2 separate regions of the Homo sapiens genome follow, and region 2 is linked to region 1. A link is an interaction called in ENCODE POLR2A ChIA-PET data of the cell type or tissue named here. Cell type or tissue: GM12878. All regions are shown on one strand. Links, peaks and the distances in the headings refer to the core of each region. The heading gives the core; the rest is flanking DNA. Region 1 has its middle 480 kb from the start of XYLT1. Region 2 holds the start of LOC124903653 (a long non-coding RNA gene).

Evidence for each region. ChIA-PET counts read pairs that join two places held together with the same protein. Peaks named below come from ENCODE experiments on the same cell type or tissue, not always from the same donor. Only the 100,000 strongest peaks of a DNase experiment are listed, where the experiment ranks them.
Region 2: POLR2A ChIA-PET joins it to region 1 with 7 read pairs; 2 of 35 experiments call an interaction of 5 or more read pairs at or near these places.

Annotation. Positions count from the first base shown.
Region 1 is chr16:16,983,639-16,992,838 of GRCh38, forward strand. No RefSeq gene overlaps it. Among named protein-coding and RNA genes, the nearest start is that of XYLT1, 480 kb to the right of the region's middle. In GM12878, for the core only: no CTCF peak of the experiment used is centred there; a DNase peak (open chromatin) is centred at 5,530.
Region 2 is chr16:16,864,247-16,873,446 of GRCh38, forward strand. It overlaps LOC124903653 (a long non-coding RNA gene), which reads left to right and starts at 8,144. Exons shown (of 2, transcript XR_007065007.1): 1 at 8,144-9,200. RefSeq lists an enhancer at 4,744-5,243. In GM12878, for the core only: no CTCF peak of the experiment used is centred there; no DNase peak of the experiment used is centred there.

The DNA.
Region 1 (9,200 bases), core at 658-8,657:
AAATAACTCAAGCGGTTGCTAAGGCTGTTGGAATACAAGCTACTTCAGGCCCTGATTGACTGCGGGCCAGGTCTCCACTTCAGCCTCTGATTGGTGGCAGGCCAAGCCTTCATGGGGTGTAGCCAACTGGAGGCCTCTAAAGGGACCGAGGGGTGTTGCTGGGCTCTGGCTTCATGAAAACTCTAAGGAGGCTCTTGAGCCGCTTGCTCAAGCCCCCTCCCACTCTGTGAGCTGTCTTCAATAAATCTGTGCTTTCATCACTCCATTCTGCTGCGTTGTCCTCCATTGCTTCGTTCTTTTGTTACTGTCTGTGTTGTTCAATACGCCAAGAACCTGGACAACTCGATCCAGTAACCCTTCGTACTACTATCTCCATTACTACCATGATAACTACTGTTGCTGCTGCTTCTATTTTATTACTCTGACTGCCGCTACGTTACTACTATTACTACCTTTAGTATTGCTGCTGCTGCTGCTACTATTACTATTATTGCCACCACTACTTTTGGTATTACTACCACTACCGTGATGGTTACTGCTCTTACTGCCGCGGCTACCAGCAGTCGCCGTTTTATTTTTAACACCTCCTGAGTGCACATCAGTTTATATGTGTGAAGTCACTTAATACAAATGCCGGCCAGGCGCGGTGGCTCGCGCCTGTAATCCCAGCACGTTGGGAGGCCGAGGCGGGCAGATCACCTGAGGTCGGGAGTTCAAGACCAGCCTGGCCAACATGGTGAAAACCCCGTCTCTACTAAAAATACAGAAATTAGGCGGGCGTGATGGCACGCGCCTGTAATCCCAGCTACTTGGGAGCTGAGGCAGGAGAATCGCCTGAATCCCGGAGGTGGAGGTTGCAGTGAGCCAAGATGGCGCCACTGTACTCCAGCCTGGGCAACAGAGGGAGACTCTGTCTCCAAAAAAAAAAAAAAAAAAAAAAACCTGCCAACCAGTGTGAGGAATACTAACTCTGTTGTTCAGATGAAGATCTTGAGGCTCAAACATTATGGTAACTTGTTTAATATCACCCAGTGAGTGACAGAACTGGGGTGTGAAGCCAGATTTCTGACTCTATTTCTCAACCAGGATGCTCTACTGGGGGTGGCGGTGGGGAGAGAAGAAAACCATAGCAGACGATTCACCTGCTGAATGGCTGTAATTCCCATGTGAGGAGATATGAATAGTGTGAAATCCAACAAGGAGACCCTTGTTATAAGGATGCAGGTACAGGGCGCCCTCCCCTTCTAAGCTTCCTGGCTAGATCTCTTGCTTTTTCTCTCATGCATTCACACTTAGATATACACACAGCATATCTTTGAGCATACAATTTCACTTAGCTGACCTATTTTATTTTAAAGAGGAAATGAGCTAATGCCCTAGATTTCAGAGAAGACTGACATATCCCCGTTTATCTTTCTGCTCACTGCTGTTATTCTAAATCCCAAACCTAAGTCGACAGGTTTTCTTAATAGGCTAGGGTAAAGGAAACCTGGGGGCTTCTCTCTGCCTTCCCCTCTCCTTCCCCATCCTAGCCTCAACATTTACTCATTATCCATTTGCTGCCAAACAGAGCTCAAAAAAGGGAGATCTGCTAATTATTTCATTTGATAAACACATGGATTGAGTGCCTAATAATAGCTAATACTTTTTGTGCTTTAACCATAAGCTAGGCCTTTGCACATATAATGCATTTCATTCTTACAATGGCCCTATGAGATGAGACCATTATCATCCCTTTAGAGAGGCCAGACAATGAAATCTCAGGTTAAGCAACTTTCCCAAGGTCCCTCAACTTTAGCAGAATTAGGGCTTCACTACATTGTGCAAAATAATGATTTGGAAACAGTTTCATGCCATGGGAGATAATATACAGATAAATAAGGCTCAACTCCTTGTGTCAAAGATGCTGAAAGCATGGTTATGGCTAAAGATGGGGAAACAAGCAAACATAAGCTTGAACAAAGGACAAGGGTGGACTAGCAGGTTGGGGGAGGAGTAAGAAAAAGGGCTGAATCTGGGCTGCATAGGAAACTAACCAGCTTCGAGACCCTAACTTGTATAGTGGGTTTCAGTGTTGAAGGGCCAGTGAGTTTGAGGCAGAAATAGGCAGGACAGAGGGGCCTGCAGACTGATTGTATACAATCTGCTGCTGCAGTATTCACAATACCAAAGGCAGGAATCAACCCAGGTGCCCATCAATGGTAGACTGGATAAAGAAAATGTGGTACATATACATCATGGAATACTATGCAGCCATGAAAAAGAACAAAATCATATTCTTTGCAGCAACATAAATACAGCTGGAGGCCATTCTCCTGAATGAAATAACACAAACGGAAAACACAAAATACTGCATGTTCTGACTTATAAGTGGGAGCTAAATCTTGGGTACCCACAGAAATAAAAATGAGAATAGACACTGGTGACTCCAAAAGGAGGAAAAGAGGGGGGCAAAGGCTGAGAAACTTATTAGGTACTATGTTCACTATCTGGGTGATGGGATTAATAGAGGCCCAAACCTCAGCCTTGCACAATATACCCATGTAACAAACTTGTACGTGTACCCCCTGAATCTAAAATCAAAATAATAAAAACTGCTACAGTTTGAAATGGGCCAGCTCCAAGTCTCACCCTGGGTGCTATATTTTCTTCAATATAATGAAGTGCTGCCTGTACCCATGTGCAAAGGAGAAGTAAAGGGCAACAGCTCTTTGTCTTAGCCCAGAAACCTCAGGATATAAGCCCTGGGAGGAGACAGTCTTTAGTAAGAAGACCCTCACAGAGGTCTGATGAGCTACTTCAAATTATACCTGGCCTGTGCTTGCTTTTGAGGTTTGAATAAGAGTTAATTGGCTGGGTGTGGTGCCTCACACCTGTAATCCTAGCACTTTGGGAGGCTGAGGGGGGCAGATCACCTGAGGTCAGAAGTTCAAGACCAGCCTGGCCAACTTGGTGAAACCCTGTCTCTACTAAAAATACAAAAATTAGCTGGGTGTGGTGGTGGGTTTCTGTAATCCCAGCTACTCAAGAGGCTGAGGCACAAGAATCGCTTGAACCTGGGAGGTGGAGATTACAGTGAGCCAAGATCCCACCACTGCACTCCAGCCTGGAGGACAAAGCTAGACTCCGTCTCAAAAAAGTTAAGTCAAAAGGGAAAGTTGCATCAGGCAGAAGAAACAGATTAACTCCATGCCCCATTATTTCCCCTATGTCAGGGATGGAGGGAATAGTACCTTTCTCTTCTTGTCTTCCTATACCTATCTGCCTTCTCTTACCCTCTCTACCTATTCCTTTCTTCACTGCTTTTGGAGGGAATGGAATGCCAGCTAGGTTTGTTTGAGACATTGTTTACCAGTGGGTGGCGATGCTACTGAAAAACTGGGGGTTTGGTCTGGGTCCTGTTGCTCACCACACAGAAAGCCCATCACTGAGATGACCAGTATTGCTAAGGACGAAAGCTTTGATCCAGTGCCAAGGAGATGGGAACTCATTCTCAAACCCATCTCCCTGACCAATGAAAACTAAGGGGTTTATATAGCAGGGAAGAAATGTAACAATGTGTGAAAAAGCAGTTATAGTGAGGGGCAAGGAAGCAATCTCATGAATGAGGGATCCCACATTTTGCTGTCTGAATGTGGTGATCTGGTGAGTTTCAGTTCTTTAATAGTTTTTTAAAAAGAGGCCTGAAGGTCTTTTCCTGAGGAAGAAACTCAGATAAAAGAAATGTAAGAGTGGGGCCTGGTGGCTCATGCCAGTAATCTCAGCACTTTGGGAGGCCAAGGTGGGTGGATCACCTGAGGTCAGGAGTTTGATACCAGCCTGGCCAACATGGCAAATCCCACCTCTCGCTTGAACCTGGGAGGCAGAGGTTGCAGTGAGCTGAGATTGCGCCACCGCACTCCAGCCTGGGTGACAGAGTGAGACCCTGTCTCAGAAAACAACAAATGTAAGTTTCAAGCTTTAAGAACAGAAGGATCAATTTCTGTGTTTATCCAAAAAAAACTAGTTGACTATTGGGTCAGTTTCAGTGATGTTCATAAAAAGCTCAGACCTAACCCTTTTCATTCCCCTCCCTCTCTGGTTTTTCTCCTACACCATCTGGCCAGCTCCCAAACTAAGGTCCTTATTGTACCCTGGCCACGAAAAGCCTGAGCGTGAAGATCATTGAGTGTGAGGGCATCTTGCAGCCGCATAGAAGGTAGTGGGGATCCAAGTGCAGGATTTGGGCTGAGGTGGGGCCTCCAGACCCTTGCAGTAAGCTCCAACTGAGCCATGTCAGAGCTCTGCACTGGGGTCACCAGGTCAAGCTGTTGATAAAATGGTGCTTTGATGTTTTCCTGCAAACCTTCCATATCCAGTCCCCTTGGGAACATTCAGGGTGGCCAGGATGACTGTTGACAGCACATGAAAACTTTCCCTTGATTTTTATTTTATTTTTTATTTTATTTTAAGACAGAGTCTCTTGCTCTGTCACCAAGGCTGGAGTGCAATGGTGCGATCTCGGCTCACTGCAACCTCCACCTCCTGGATTCAAGTGATTCTCCTGCCTCAGCCTCCTGAGTAGCTGGGATTAGAGGCACCTGCCACCATGCCTAGCTTATATATATATATATATATATATATATACACGTGTGTGTGTATATATATATATATATACACACACACACACACGTATATATATGTGTACATATATATATATATACACGTGTATATATATATATATATATATATATATATTTTTTAGTAGATATAGGGTTTCAGCATGTTGGTCAGGCTGGTCTTGAACTCCTGACCTCAGGTGATCCACCCACCTCAGCCTCCCAGAGTGCTGGGATTACAGGTGCCAGCCACCATGCCTAGTTACGTTCCCTTGATTTTTAACTTTCAGCATCTTCCCATCCTTGTATCTTTTCTTAATCTTCTGGGTCATTCTCTCTTCCTCATTATCCATCAAGATTCAGCTCATCTGCTGTTCTTTTTCCAATTCCCTCTATGAAAAAAAAAATGAGAAATCCCCTCCTCTTGCCTGTAAGCTCTAATGGCACTGTTGTAGCTTTTTGTTTCTGTCATTGCCTTGACTGGTTTGTGAGCTTCCTGAGAAAAGATTTTGTGTATCTGATTCATCTGGGGGTGTCCAGTGCTTAGTGAATTGCCTGTCATTAAATAATTCATTCATTAAACAAAAAATGTAAGGGGTGCCTCTATGTGCCAGATGCTATGTTAGAGTCTGGGATACATTAATAAGTTCCCTGTCCCAAGAAACTTGGAGTCTAGTGTGGGAGAGAGGCATCAGTAAAATAATCACACAAATACATTTAAACTGACACCTGAGGTACATAAGCCTTTGAAAGCACATGGGAGGGGACTAGAGCTTGTTGGAAAGGTCAGTGAAGCCTCAGGAGGAAGTAATGTTAGAGCTGAGATCTGCAGGGAGAGTGGCCCTAACCAGGTGAACATTCCAGGTAGAAGAAACATGGTGTAAAGCCCCGGGCTGGAGATGAGTACAGCATGCTAGGGGAAGTGAGAGAAAGCTCACTGTAGCCAAAGCAAAAGGGGCTAGAGTCAAAGAGAGACAAGGAAGTAGTGCTTCTGTGTCTCAGAAGCTCAGAATTGATGAGCCGTGGCTAAAAGATGGGTCTTCATCCCACAATTGTGTGCTCGGCACAACATAAGGGGCTCCCTGAATCTCCTCAGATTCCTGAATGCTGGAGGCTTTGGTCTTCCACACAGATAAACTGGCCCCTTTCTGCCCTCATGGCATGTGCATTAATGATGTGGGTGTGGATCAGTGTTTTTACAAGTTGGATCACCCGGACCACCCTGGGATGCAGCGGAAGATGTGACAGAGAAAAGTCGATCATGAGGGCGTCTTTGTGTAGCCTGTTCCAGGAGAGAAGGAAATACAATCCAGAACTGGAATGTCTTTCAATTTCCATAAGCAAATGGAAAGGATCTTAATTGAGCCAGGATATCTTCAGTGCTGTGCCTGTTTTCATGATGCTGTTCTCTTTCCTGGATCTCTGCCCATGAGTGTAGGGTGTTCTGTCTGGCAGAGAAAGCATCTCATACAAGGAGCCCTCATACAAGCTACATAAAATCTCAGTGGTCTCAGAGCTTTAGAGTAAAATGGGAGAGGAAGATAGACATTAAAGTAATGATATCCAAATAATTATTTAAAATTGCATTTGGCATAAACACTATTACTTATTTTTTGAGAGATGGAGTCTCGCTCTGTCACCCAGGCTGGAATGCAGTAGCATGATCTAGGCTCACTGCAACCTCTGCCTGCAGGGTTCAAGTGATTCTCCTACCTCAGCCTCCTGAGTAGCTGGGATTACAGGCACCCACCATCACGCCTGGCTAATTTCTGTATTTTTAGTAGAAACGAGGTTTCATTATGTTGGCCAGGCTGGTCTTGAACTCCTGACCTCAAGTGATCCACCCACCTCGGCCTCCCAAAATGCTGGGATTACAGGCGTGAGCCACTGTGCCTGGCCATGTTTGGCATAAATATTATAAGAAAGAAGTACAGGGCACTGAGACATATAGCCCAGTCTGGTCTCGGTGTCTGGGTAGAGTGATGCCATTTTCTGCAACAGGAAACCCAGAAGGATGACCAGGTTTGGAGCACAGGATCAGATCCCTGCCCATGAGCACTGGGTTTTCTGTCTGGCAGAGAAGGGAACCCATACAGGGGGCCCTCTCTTTGGGGCAAACTGCCCCTACCTCCCATCTAGATATTTTATGAAGAGCTCTAGTTACTGCTTCCAATCTAATATCACCTCTGCAAGAAGAGGTTGAGAAAGAGGGAGGAACCAAGGATGACTTCCTTGTTTAGGGCCAAGTGACTAGGTGGATGTTAATGGCATAAACACAAGAAGAGGTTTAGGGGAGAAACCAATAAGCTCAATTTTTGTCTTGATTTGTTTGAGGAGCTGAAGAACATCCAGTTGGATACCCAAAAGGTAGCTGGAGATCGGAGCCTGGGCTTGAGAAAGTTGGGTGCTTGAAGACTCAGAAATGTTTGAGCAACTTTGTCTAGGAAACCTTTCTCTTCTTGGAAACAGCCAATTTCCCATCTTTAAAATCTCCCTGGAAGATAGGTAGAAATACCTAGTACCAGCCGGGTACAGTGGCTCCCAGCTATAATCCCAGCACTTTGGAAGGCTGAGGCAGGTGAATCACCTGAAGTCAGGAGTTCAAGACCAGCCTGGCCAATATGGCAAAACCCCGTCTCTACTAAAAATAGAAAAATTAGCCAGGTGTGGTGGCGGGCGCCTGTAGTGCCAGCTAGTTGGGAGGCTGAGGCAGGAGAATCACTTGGCGGAGGTTGCAGTGAGCCAAGATGGCACCACTGCACTCCAGCCTGGGCCACAGAGTGACTCTGTCTCAAAAAAAAAAAAAAAAAAAAAAATTCCTAGAATACAGCCCACAGCTCCAAATTACATTTTTAGGCAGTTTTCACACCATCCTAAAGAAAAAGTCAGGCAGCCTAGACAAAGGTATTCCTAGCTGCCCACACAATCCTTCTTTACCTTCTTCTGCTATGTCATCAAGCCAAGCAGCACAATTATTTTTCTTTCATATCATCATGGATTTCAATTTTTGTAACTTCTTTAAAATTTCTAATAGAGCTCTTTCATGTATCCATTCATTCATTCAATGCTGTGTGCCAGTCATTGAAGAAAACTACACAAAATCTCAGTGGCCTTAGAGCTTAGAGTCAAGTGGAAGAGGCAGACAGACATTAAACTAATGATATCCAAATAATTATTTTAAATTGGCATTGTCATAAATATTATAGGAAAGAAGTACAGGGCACTGGGGGATGTAGCCCAGCTTGGTCTCAGGTCTTGGATAGAGAATGATCAGTTTGCTGGGATGGGAAATTCAGGAGGAAGACCAGGTTTGGGTGTAGAGGGGCTTTAAAACGGTAAATAAGACTCAAACACTAGCCGGGCACAGTGGCTCACACCTGTAATCCCAGCACTTTGGAAGGCCGAGGCAGGCAGATCATTTGAGGTCAGCAGTTCAAGACTAGCCTGGCCAACATAGCAAAACCCCACCTGTACTAAAAATACAAAAAATTAGCCAGTTGTGGTGGTGCACGCCTAGAATCCCAGCTACTCTGGAGGTTGAGGCAAATCAAACACCTGTGGAACTCACTATGTGCACTGGGCACCATTCTAAGCAGGTTTCAACCATCCGCTCATATAATCCTTACAGCGATCTTATGAAGGAGGGACCAGCATTATCCTTATTTTACAGATGGAGGCGCCAAAGGGGCTAACATGTTTTTCCAAGTCTCCACAATTAACAAGAGACAGAGCCAGGATATCAAATCCAGACAGACTGCCAGAATCCACCCTCTCTACCACTGTACATGATACAGGCTCTCTCTGGGGGACTTACCTAGATGTGTTCATTTGAAGATTCTGGTGACAATTGGATAAACACTTTCCTTATCATTTTAAACCGTTTGAGCTGGGATTTCTGTTATTTGCTGGCAACAGATACAAATGTGAACGGACGTCTGAAGTTGTAAAATTCAAGAGAGAAGGCTGGGCTGGGTTCAATCTAAGGAAAACCTTCACGTTTTACCTCCGGCAATGCATTCTGGGCTATCCTCTTCTCAGTAGTCTTTCATCTTGAAAAGGTTTCCTTGAACTGTAGCCTCTTCTGAAGGACAAAGACATTTAGGGCATGATTTTTTTACAAATTAAATCGAGACTGGGTTCAGTGGTTCACACTTGTGGTCCTAGCACTTTGGGAGGCTGAGATTGAAGGATCCCTTGAGGCCAGGAGTTCGAGACTAGCCTGGGCAGCATAATGAGACCCTGTCTGTACAAAAAATTAAAAATTAGGTGCGGTGGCTCACGCCTGTGATCCCTATTACTTAGGAGGCTAAGGTAGGAGGATCACTTGAGCCCAGGAGTTCACAGCTGCATTGGGCCAGGGTTGAGCCACTGCACTCCAGACTTGGCAACAGAGAGACCCTGTCTTAAATAAAATCCAAAAAAAAGCAACTGCCTACTATGGCGGTAATACCATCCATTCACAGAGTCCTGTCTTCATCTTCCCATCCATACACAGATATGTACTTTTTGTTTTTTTTTTTTTTTTTTTGGAGACAGAGCCTCATTCTGTCACCTAGGCTGGAGTGCAATGGTGTGATCTCAGCTCACTGCAACCTCTAACCT
Region 2 (9,200 bases), core at 321-8,320, 120 kb before region 1:
GAACCCCTGACTTCGTGATCCGCCCACCTTGGCCTCCCTAAGGGCTGGAATTACAGGCGTGAGCCACCATGCCTAGCTCCAGATTCTTACTGTTTAACCCACTGAATTTCAGGGTGGTTCATTATGCAACAATAGCTAGCTAATATGCAAGGTCTTGAAATTAAGACTCAACGGTGAATTCCAAGGGGAATGGGAAACATCTCAAGATTTGCTTCCTTTGTTAATAGCTGACATTTTCCTAAGTCCGATAGCTTTAAATGAATCAAGATGTGCATAACTGCATCCTTTGATACCCAATTAATGGAGCTGGGCAAGTTCTATCTGGAGACAAGTTTGCTAAAGGTTAATTTTATTCACTTTTATCAGGACAAGTTGCAGCAATCAACTCTGACTTAAACAATAGCGAAAGGGCATTGGTGAGGACACCAGGAAGCTGATGAATACACAGCCTTCAGCAACATCGGGAGTCAGAGCTGCTCCAGGGATCTTGGCAGGAGGGATTTGTGGCTCTCCTTCCAGAATGCTGTCAAGGGTGACAGAGGCCTAAGCACCTTTCATCCTCATGTAATTTGTGCTCCAGATTTGAAGACCAGGGTGGAAGAACCTCATTGGCTTTCCTTATGTCACCTGCTCTGCTAATAGGTGGTATCGTTTGATTGGCACCTCTGCCATTCCCACGTAGAGTGGAAAAGGGCAATCAGACAGAAACAGAAGGTGCCGTCTGCCTCCCTCCTCCCTACCCCTTCCCCTGCCACCCACAACCCTACAGATTGGGAAAGGTAGAATTAGGAAGTATGTTTAGAATTTTTGGTGTGTGGTCTGGACCTCTAAGATGGCTCATCATAGCCTAGCTGGAAAATGGAAAGCCTCCGTCAGAAATTAAAAATCAAATGTAACAGTGCTGTTGACTCTCATACGACTCTCCTCCAGTCACCCTTCACTTGTCATGTCAGTGTCAGCATTTGTGGTAATGGTTTGGGATGTGGAAGGGGGAGTGAGAAGGGAGATAATCCTTCTTCTTCTCCTTCTTCTTCTGAGACAGGGTCTTGCTTTGCTCTCTCTCCCAGGTTGGAGTGCAGTAGCATGATCATGGCTCACTGCAGCCTTGAACTCCTGGGCTCAAGCAATCCTCCTGGCTCAGCCTCCTGAGTAGCTCAGGCTACAGGCATGGACCACCCCACCTGGATAATTTTATTTTTTACTTTGTAAAGATAGGGCCTCGCTGTGTTGCCCAGGCTGGTCTCAGACTCCTAGGTTCAAATGATCCTACAGCCTTGGCCACTGCACCCAGTCTTGATCTGACTTTTGAAGCACTATGTATTTACCGTACTCCAGCCTGGGCAACAGAGAGACATCCTGTTTCTAAATAAGTGTTATCTCTTAGTGCTATTTCTATTCTTGTTGTCAGCTTGCAAGTTGATAGCTGGGGTCAAAAGTGTGACAGTTGTTTGAGTCAGATTTGGACCAGAACATTTTCTGCCACTTATTCCAAGGAGATGGCAAGGGTCAGCGGGGGGTCCTAAAAGTCTCGGGTCCAGACATTAAGTTTCTGCCTTCTGTAAGTCACCCAAAGATCCCCAAAGTGTCCCAGCTGTAGAGACACATGAATTACCTACTTCCCACCTGTAAATTAGGAGGGCTGTACACAATCTGAGGTTTACAACTATTTTTTTCTTTTAATTTTCTTGAACCCTTCAAGTAAAATCTTATGTTGAAGTTCAGCACATATAACTGATAAATGTGAGTCATTTTCATAGAAGCAGTTGTTGTGTGTGTTTTGGGGCGCAGTGGGGAGCAGGGGGAGCAGGTTGGAGCCCTACTCATATTTGGCCTCCCCCTCTTCTCCAAAGTGGCTCTGAAGACATCTCTAGGACCCTCTTGGTTTTGAGGACCACTTGTGAAGACCATGGGACCAGTGACATTGAGGCCTTTCCAAGCTTTGAGTACAATTCTCTGTGTGTAGATTTGAGGAAATGGTCTTCATCAGTGCTGAGATACAGAAGATAGACCTGGTGGAGAAAGCCAGGGGGATGGCAGATGCTGGACCAAGCCATTCTCCTGCCTCAGCCTCCCAAGTAGCTGGGACTACAGGCGCCTGCCACCACGCCTGGCTAATTTTTTATATTTTTAGTAGAGATGGGGTTTCACCGTGTTAGCCAGGACGGTCTCGATCTCCTGACCTCATGATCCGTCCGCCTCGGCCTCCCAAAGTGCTGGGATTACAGGCGTGAGCCACTGCGCCTGGCCTCTTCATCTCCTTTTTTGCACAAAGCAGCACAGTGAGGCAGAAGAACAAGGGCTTTGCAACTCTGATCCCAGCTATCGACTTCTGAGCTGACAACAAGAATATTAATAGTACCAACAGCTAATACTTTTTTTGGGGGGATGGAAATGGATTTCATTTGGCATTTTTACCAAAGATGAGGGTGTTCCCTAGGGAGGTAGCCCAGCAGAGAGCTTAAGAGTCTGGAATGTTGAAGACGAACAGTCTCAGGCTGTAGTCCCCCCAGTCCTGCCACGTGTTAGCTGGATAGTCTCTTTATGGCTCTGAGTCTCAGTTTTCTCAACTGCAAAATGGAGAAGCAACAGTATCTACTTCCTAGAGCTGCTGAGAGAATTTCAGTGTAATGACGAATGGGAGGTGCTTGGAGAGTGAACCTTGGAGAGTGGGTAAATTCTACAAAATATAGAAAAATTGCTCAGGTGGAGAGTGTACATGAATGGAGGGTGAAAGCAGCAGCCAGGTGTGGTGGCTCACACCTATAATCCAAGCACTTTGGGAGGCCAAGGCAGGAGGATTGCTTGAGGCTAGGAGTTTGAGACCAGTCTGGGCAACATAGCCAGACCCCATCTCTAAAAAATAAAAAAAATTAGCTGCCTATTGTGGCAGGTACCTGTAGTCCCAGCTACTCAGGAGGCAGAGGTGGGAGGATAATTTGAGCCCAGGAATTTGAGACCAGCCTGGGCAACATAGCAAGACCCTGTCTCTACAAAAAATAAAGTAGCCGGGCATGGTGGCTCCCACTGGTAGTGCCAACTACTTGGGATGCTGAGGTAGGAGGATAGCTTGAATCCCGGAGTTAGAGGCTGCAGTGAGCTATGATTGCACCACTGGATAACTCCAGCTTGGGTAACAGAGTAAGACCTCATCCGCCCAAAAAAAGTATTAGCTGTTGGTACTATTAATATTCTTGTTGTCAGCTCAGAAGTCGATAGCTGGGATCAGAGTTGCAAAGCCCTTGTTCTTCTGCCTCACTGTGCTGCTTTGTGCAAAAAAGGAGATGAAGAGGCCAGGCGCAGTGGCTCACGCCTGTAATCCCAGCACTTTGGGAGGCCGAGGCGGACGGATCATGAGGTCAGGAGATCGAGACCGTCCTGGCTAACACGGTGAAACTCCATCTCTACTAAAAATACAAAAAATTAGCCAGGCGTGGTGGCGGGCGCCTGTAGTCCCAGCTACTTGGGAGGCTGAGGCAGGAGAATGGCTTGAACCCGGGAGGCGGAGCTTGCAGTGAGCCAAGACTGCGTCACTGCACTCCAGCCTGGGCGACAGAGCGAGACTCCGTCTCAAAAAAAAAAAAAAAAAAAGAAAAGATGAAGAAAAAGGAGGGCACCTCTCACCTTTGCTAGGAGTTTGCTCCTAACATTCTCTTCTCTAATGCTAGGGGTCCCAGTCCCCATTCTCTCTCTTACAAAGGACCATTCACTTTTCCTGTCGTCCCCTGACAAGACCTCCAGGAGCGAAATTAAAGCAATAAGAGCTAAACTGTCTGTGATCGGAGAACAGAGAATGTGATAATGATATATAAAGCTTAAAAGCACTAAGTGGGCAAAACTGGTGCTAGAGAAGTGAGTAAAACCAAGACAAATCCGTCCCTTGAGAGCTATAACACATAACTTAAATAACCGGAGCAGCAGGGGTCCGTTATCCCTTGGAAGAGCGGTTTGCACTCCCGTGGAGCACAGCCTCTGCCCAGCATCCATAATTCCCCATGTGCTTAGGACTGGTCACCACAGCCTCAGGGTTAACTGCTGGTTGGATCAGGGTTTCTGCTGCCACCTGGGCACATGCAGCCCACCCTATCTGGCAGCAGACATCTGAGGTCTAACCTCAGCAGTAAGATGGACTGGAGAAAGAACTGCATGGACACTGAGAGGACTCAGATTTTGTTTTTGCCTCCACCCTTTTTGAGCTGTGTGACCTTGATTAAGTTACATCACCTTTCTGAAGAACCCTGTCTTTTTTTTAAAAAAAACTTTCTATTTAAAGTTGTGGGTCTCAACATGGGGTCCCTAGAGGAAAAGCATCAGTATCACTTGGGAACATGTTAGAAATGCAGATTCTTGGGCCACACCGCAGACCCATGAAACTAGAAACTCTGGGGGTGTCTCCTAGAAATCTGTGTTTTAACGAGCCTTCTGGTACATGCTGAGGTTCGGGAATGAGTCTTTTAAGAAAAATGATCCCAACTTGTGTTTTTATTCCCTGGCATCCTTAACTCGTTAATAAGGAGGGAAGGAGTTCAATGTTAATGGGAGCTAGCTGGGCTTCCAGGAAGTTCCTGGGCTAAGTCACAAGAGCTTTTGTTCCAGGAGACATTTGGGGCATGCTGAGGCAGGAGGATCCCTTGAGTCTGGGAGGTTGAGGCTGCAGTGAGCTGTGATCAAGCCACTGCGAAGTCTCCATACCTCTCTAAGATTCACTGCAGGTGTGTGTACTTCCTTCATTCCAGGCCCAGCTGACTTTTTTCCCTTCCATAGTCCTTTGCTCTTTCCCCCTTCCCTTCTCCCAGACACAAGAAATGCTTTCAGTCTGGGAAAAGTTCAGGGAGGTGGGAACTTGTCTCTACCCAATAGCAATTTTTCTATATTTTGCAGAATTTATGCCCTAATTCCTTTTAGCCGTGGGCTTTTGAAGCTCAAAAGCTCACGTTTGGAAACTCACAATATGAGGCATTTGAAATTTAAAGCCTTTTCCTTTGCTTTTCTGCAGCCCCTTTATTAAGCAAATAAATGCTGTTAAATCGAGTTGCTGCTGGAGTCAGGGAAAGGAAAGAGAGTGAGGAGTAATGAGAGTGATATGGAGGAGAGAGTGCAGTCAATGATTTCAAAGGTAAATGTCTTTCCACATAAACTTGTGATATAAATAAAGAGAGGAACAGGCATTCTGCTGAACATCTCTGGGCAACATTACCCTTTATTTAAAAAACTCTACACGCCTTATTTTATGGAGAGTTCTGGAACCCAAGATAGGAATGTCACTTATGTGCATATTCTTACGCCAGCTTTCCTTCCCACATACCATTATGATAACTCTCCATCCCTGTAAATAACCAGGGGGTCTCTCTTCCTTCTGACCCTTGCACAACGTAGCTAGCTGGAGTGATCCATTTCTTCTTCTTCTTTTTTTTTTTTTTTTTTTTTTTTGAGATGGAGTCTCGCTCTGTCACCCAGGCTGGAGCAATCCATTTCTATCTTTCGTGACACCCGTCTGGTACTACTTTGAGAACTAGATGAAAACTAGAAGTGCTTTTTGTCTATTTAAAAACCTTATTATGCTGGTTTCAATGTGTTTTTTGGTAGTTACAGTTCTGAGAAGTGTGGATTTTGCAGTTCCACACTGTTAAGCATGATCTCACTGTTGTGTATCTGGGTAAAAGGTGATTTAAAGGCATCGCAAGGAGCCAAGCTTCCATCTGATGAGAAATGCAAAAAGACACAAGGGGGCCATTCCTGGAAGTGTGAAACTCTATGTTCAACAGGACCAAGAGACGAGTCGGTTGCATATTTACATTTTACATTTATGTGATGCATTAGAATTTATAAAGCGTATTCACATGCATTAATCACTAAGATGGAATTTTAACAGGCAACTGGTACGAGCTGCATTGGAATAAGAGGGATTGATAGTATTTAAGGACCAGTCAGAAGAGGACTGATGGTATTTAAGGACCAGTTACAAAACAGGCTGGTTGCAGTGACTCACACTTGTAATTCCAGCACTTTGGGAGGCCGAGGCAGGAGGATCACTTAAGCCCAGGAGTTCCAGATCAGCCTGGGCAACATAGTGAGACCTCCATCTCTACAAAAAATGTTTTAAAAAATTAGCTGGGAACGGTGGCATGTGCCTTTAGTTCCAGTTACCTGGGAGGCTGAGGCAGGAGGATCACTTGAGTGCGGGGGGGGGTTGAGGCTGCAGAGAGCTACGATCACACCACTGCACTCCAGCCTGGGTGACAGATCCTGTCTCAAAAAAAAAACCAAAAACAAGCAGAAAGTGAAAAAATAGTGACAGAGTATATTTCTTTGAATCATGCCTTCAATTGCATGTGCTCCTTGGTTAAGAACACTCATTGAGGATTATATTTAACTTTTCTGTTTTATTTTATATAGAAAAACCCATATTAGAGCAAAATATACCTTAGTAGTGGTAAGCTGTGGTGACTCTAATTAATACTGCTTTCTAACTACTCTACAGGAAAAGTGATCTACAGGGTTTACCTGTAGAAATACAGCAGTGCCATAGCCAGGCGTGGTGGCTCACACCTGTAACCCCAGCACTTTGAGAGGCTGAGGCAGGTGGATCATGAGGTCAAGAGATCGAGACCATCCTGGCCAACATGGTGAAACCCCGTCTCTACTAAAAATACAAAAATTAGCTGGGCATGGTGGCACCCACCTGTAGTCCCACCTACTTGGGAGGCTGAGGCAGGAGAATCACTTGAACCCAGGAGGCAGAGATTGCAGTGAGCCAAGATCGCGCCATTACACTCCAGCCTGGGCAACAGAGAGAGACTCCGCCCCCCCCCCCCAAAAAAAACAAAACAAAACAAAACAAAAAAAGCAGTGCCATTAGGCACTAGTGCCAGAGTGGTTGCATGCATCTGGATTCCCTGGAAATTCCTGGGAGCGGGAGTGACAGAGCCCAGTCCTGTCACTGAGTGGGTTCTTAAGATGACCACGGTTCCTGTTTTCCCACAGCCCTCTGTCAAGTCTTCACCGACGGGCAGACAGCACAGTTCACATTTCAGTCACGGCACTGGCTTGCCCCTCTTGCTTGGCAGAGAAAGGACAGTGACTCCCTTACCTGGAAGGTTGTGCTCTTATCTAACAGAAGGAAGGTGAAGAGGTGCAGAGCAGAGGATGACAGCCGGGGGGCAACATGACTTTTGCTGGATGTGAGAAATGCCAAGTCAGTCGCTATACCGACCTTAGTTCTTCAGCCCCACGTCCCATTTGAGACGCATATTCCTGCATTCTAGGGATACACCCAACTGACCTGTTTCATGGAGGGAAATTAGAGTTTGGCTTTGGCTGTCAGTTTCTGAAAGGAATTAAAGGGTTTGCTCCTCATCCTCCATGCCGTGCTATAATACACCAAAATGACCACCCGGCAGTTTGCAGCTGAACTCAGACATCATATAGTCAGTTACATCTCTCTCGTCAGATAACAAATGTCTTGGACCCCACTGTGGAGGGGTAATTGGAATTCAGCTACCGTGGGAACTCTACCTTAATTGCCATACAGGATGACAACAAGGGAGCCCAAATAGCAGAATACATCCCTGTATCATTTTTTTCTTGGCTTGGCAGAGGTGTGTGTAGTGCTGGTGTATTAGGGTTCTCGAGAGGGACAGAACTAATAGGAGAGATGTATATATAAAGGGGAGTTTATTAAGGAGTATTTACTCACACAATCACAAAGTGAGGTCTTACAGTATGTTGTCTGCAAGCTGAGGAGCAAGGAAGCCAGTCTTGAGTCCCAAAGCTGAAGGACGTGGAGTCTGATGTTCAAGGGCAGGAAACATCCAGCTCGGGAGAAAGATGGAGGCCAGAAGACTAAACCCGTCTATTCTCTCCATGTTCTGCCTGCTTTTATTCTGGCCACACTCACAGCTGATTAGATGGTGCCCATCCAGATTGAGGGTGGGTCTGCCTCTCCCAGTCCACTGACTCAAATGTTAATCTCCTTTGGCAACACCCTCACAGACACATCCAGGAACAGTACTTCGCATCCTTCAATCCAATCAAGTTGACACTCAATATTAACCATCATAGCTGGGTTCTGTCAGTTGCTCTCCCAGGACTTTCCAGGGAATACAGATTAGTAGAGATAGAAGAAGATAAGGAAAGACTATTGCATGGAAGAGTTGCCTTAGTGATGATGAAATTGGAGGGAAATATGTAATGCTGCTGTGTTGGAATCTTCCCCATGAAGAATGCTTTCCCACCTTGGATCTACAGAGATGTCTTTTGTAATAGGGTTTGGCAGAAAAAGCAACAGACTAGGAGTCAGGCGGTCTCTGCTTTGCTATTTACATCCACCTAATTCGTAGAACCCAGACCCAACCTGCAAACTACTAAGTCCTGGCAAAACCGCAGCCATTAGCATGGGATCCACATTCCCAGTGCATGTTTAGATGGCCTTCTCTTCACCCTCTCTGATTCCTGGTTAATGTTTTCTTTGCCACCCTGACTTATGAGTATCAGGACTCATGAGCAGCAAGAAATAGAAAACCCAGCTCAGACTGACTCAGGCCAAAAAGGGTATCCGTTGGCTTATCTAATTGTAGGCATTGCTGGGTATAAGGACTCCTTTGATTTGATTGGGACTCAGTTTCTTGCCATCTCTCAGTTCTGAGTTCCTTTTCCTTGACTCCACTTTTTAGCAGGGTCTTTCCTCCTGATGATGAAATAGTTGCCAGAGATGCTAAGCTTATATCCTCTAAAGCTTCAACTTCAGTAAAACAGAGAGCCAACTTCTGTTTCAGCAATGTCAGTAGTGTGTGTCACTAGCTTTGGAAGGGTGATTCTCCTGATTTGGGACTAGATCAAATGTTCCCCCCAGCGAGGTGTGGTGGCTCATGCCTGTAAACCCAGCACTTTTGGAGGCCGAGGCAGACAGGTCACTTGAGGTCAGGAGTTTGAGACCAGCCTGGCCAACATGGTGATAACCTATCTCTACTAAAAATACAAAAATTAGCCGGGCATAGTGGTGGGCACCTGTAATTCCAGGTACTTGGGAGGCTGAGGCAGGAGAATCGCTTGAACTTGGGAGGAGGATGTTTCAGTGAGCTGAGATCACGCCACTGTACTCCAGTCTGGGTGACACGGCGAGACTCTGTCTCCAAAAAAAAGTACCCCCGCCCCACCTCTGCAGGAGAGGAAGCCCCACTCGAATCACTTGGGTTAAAAGTAGG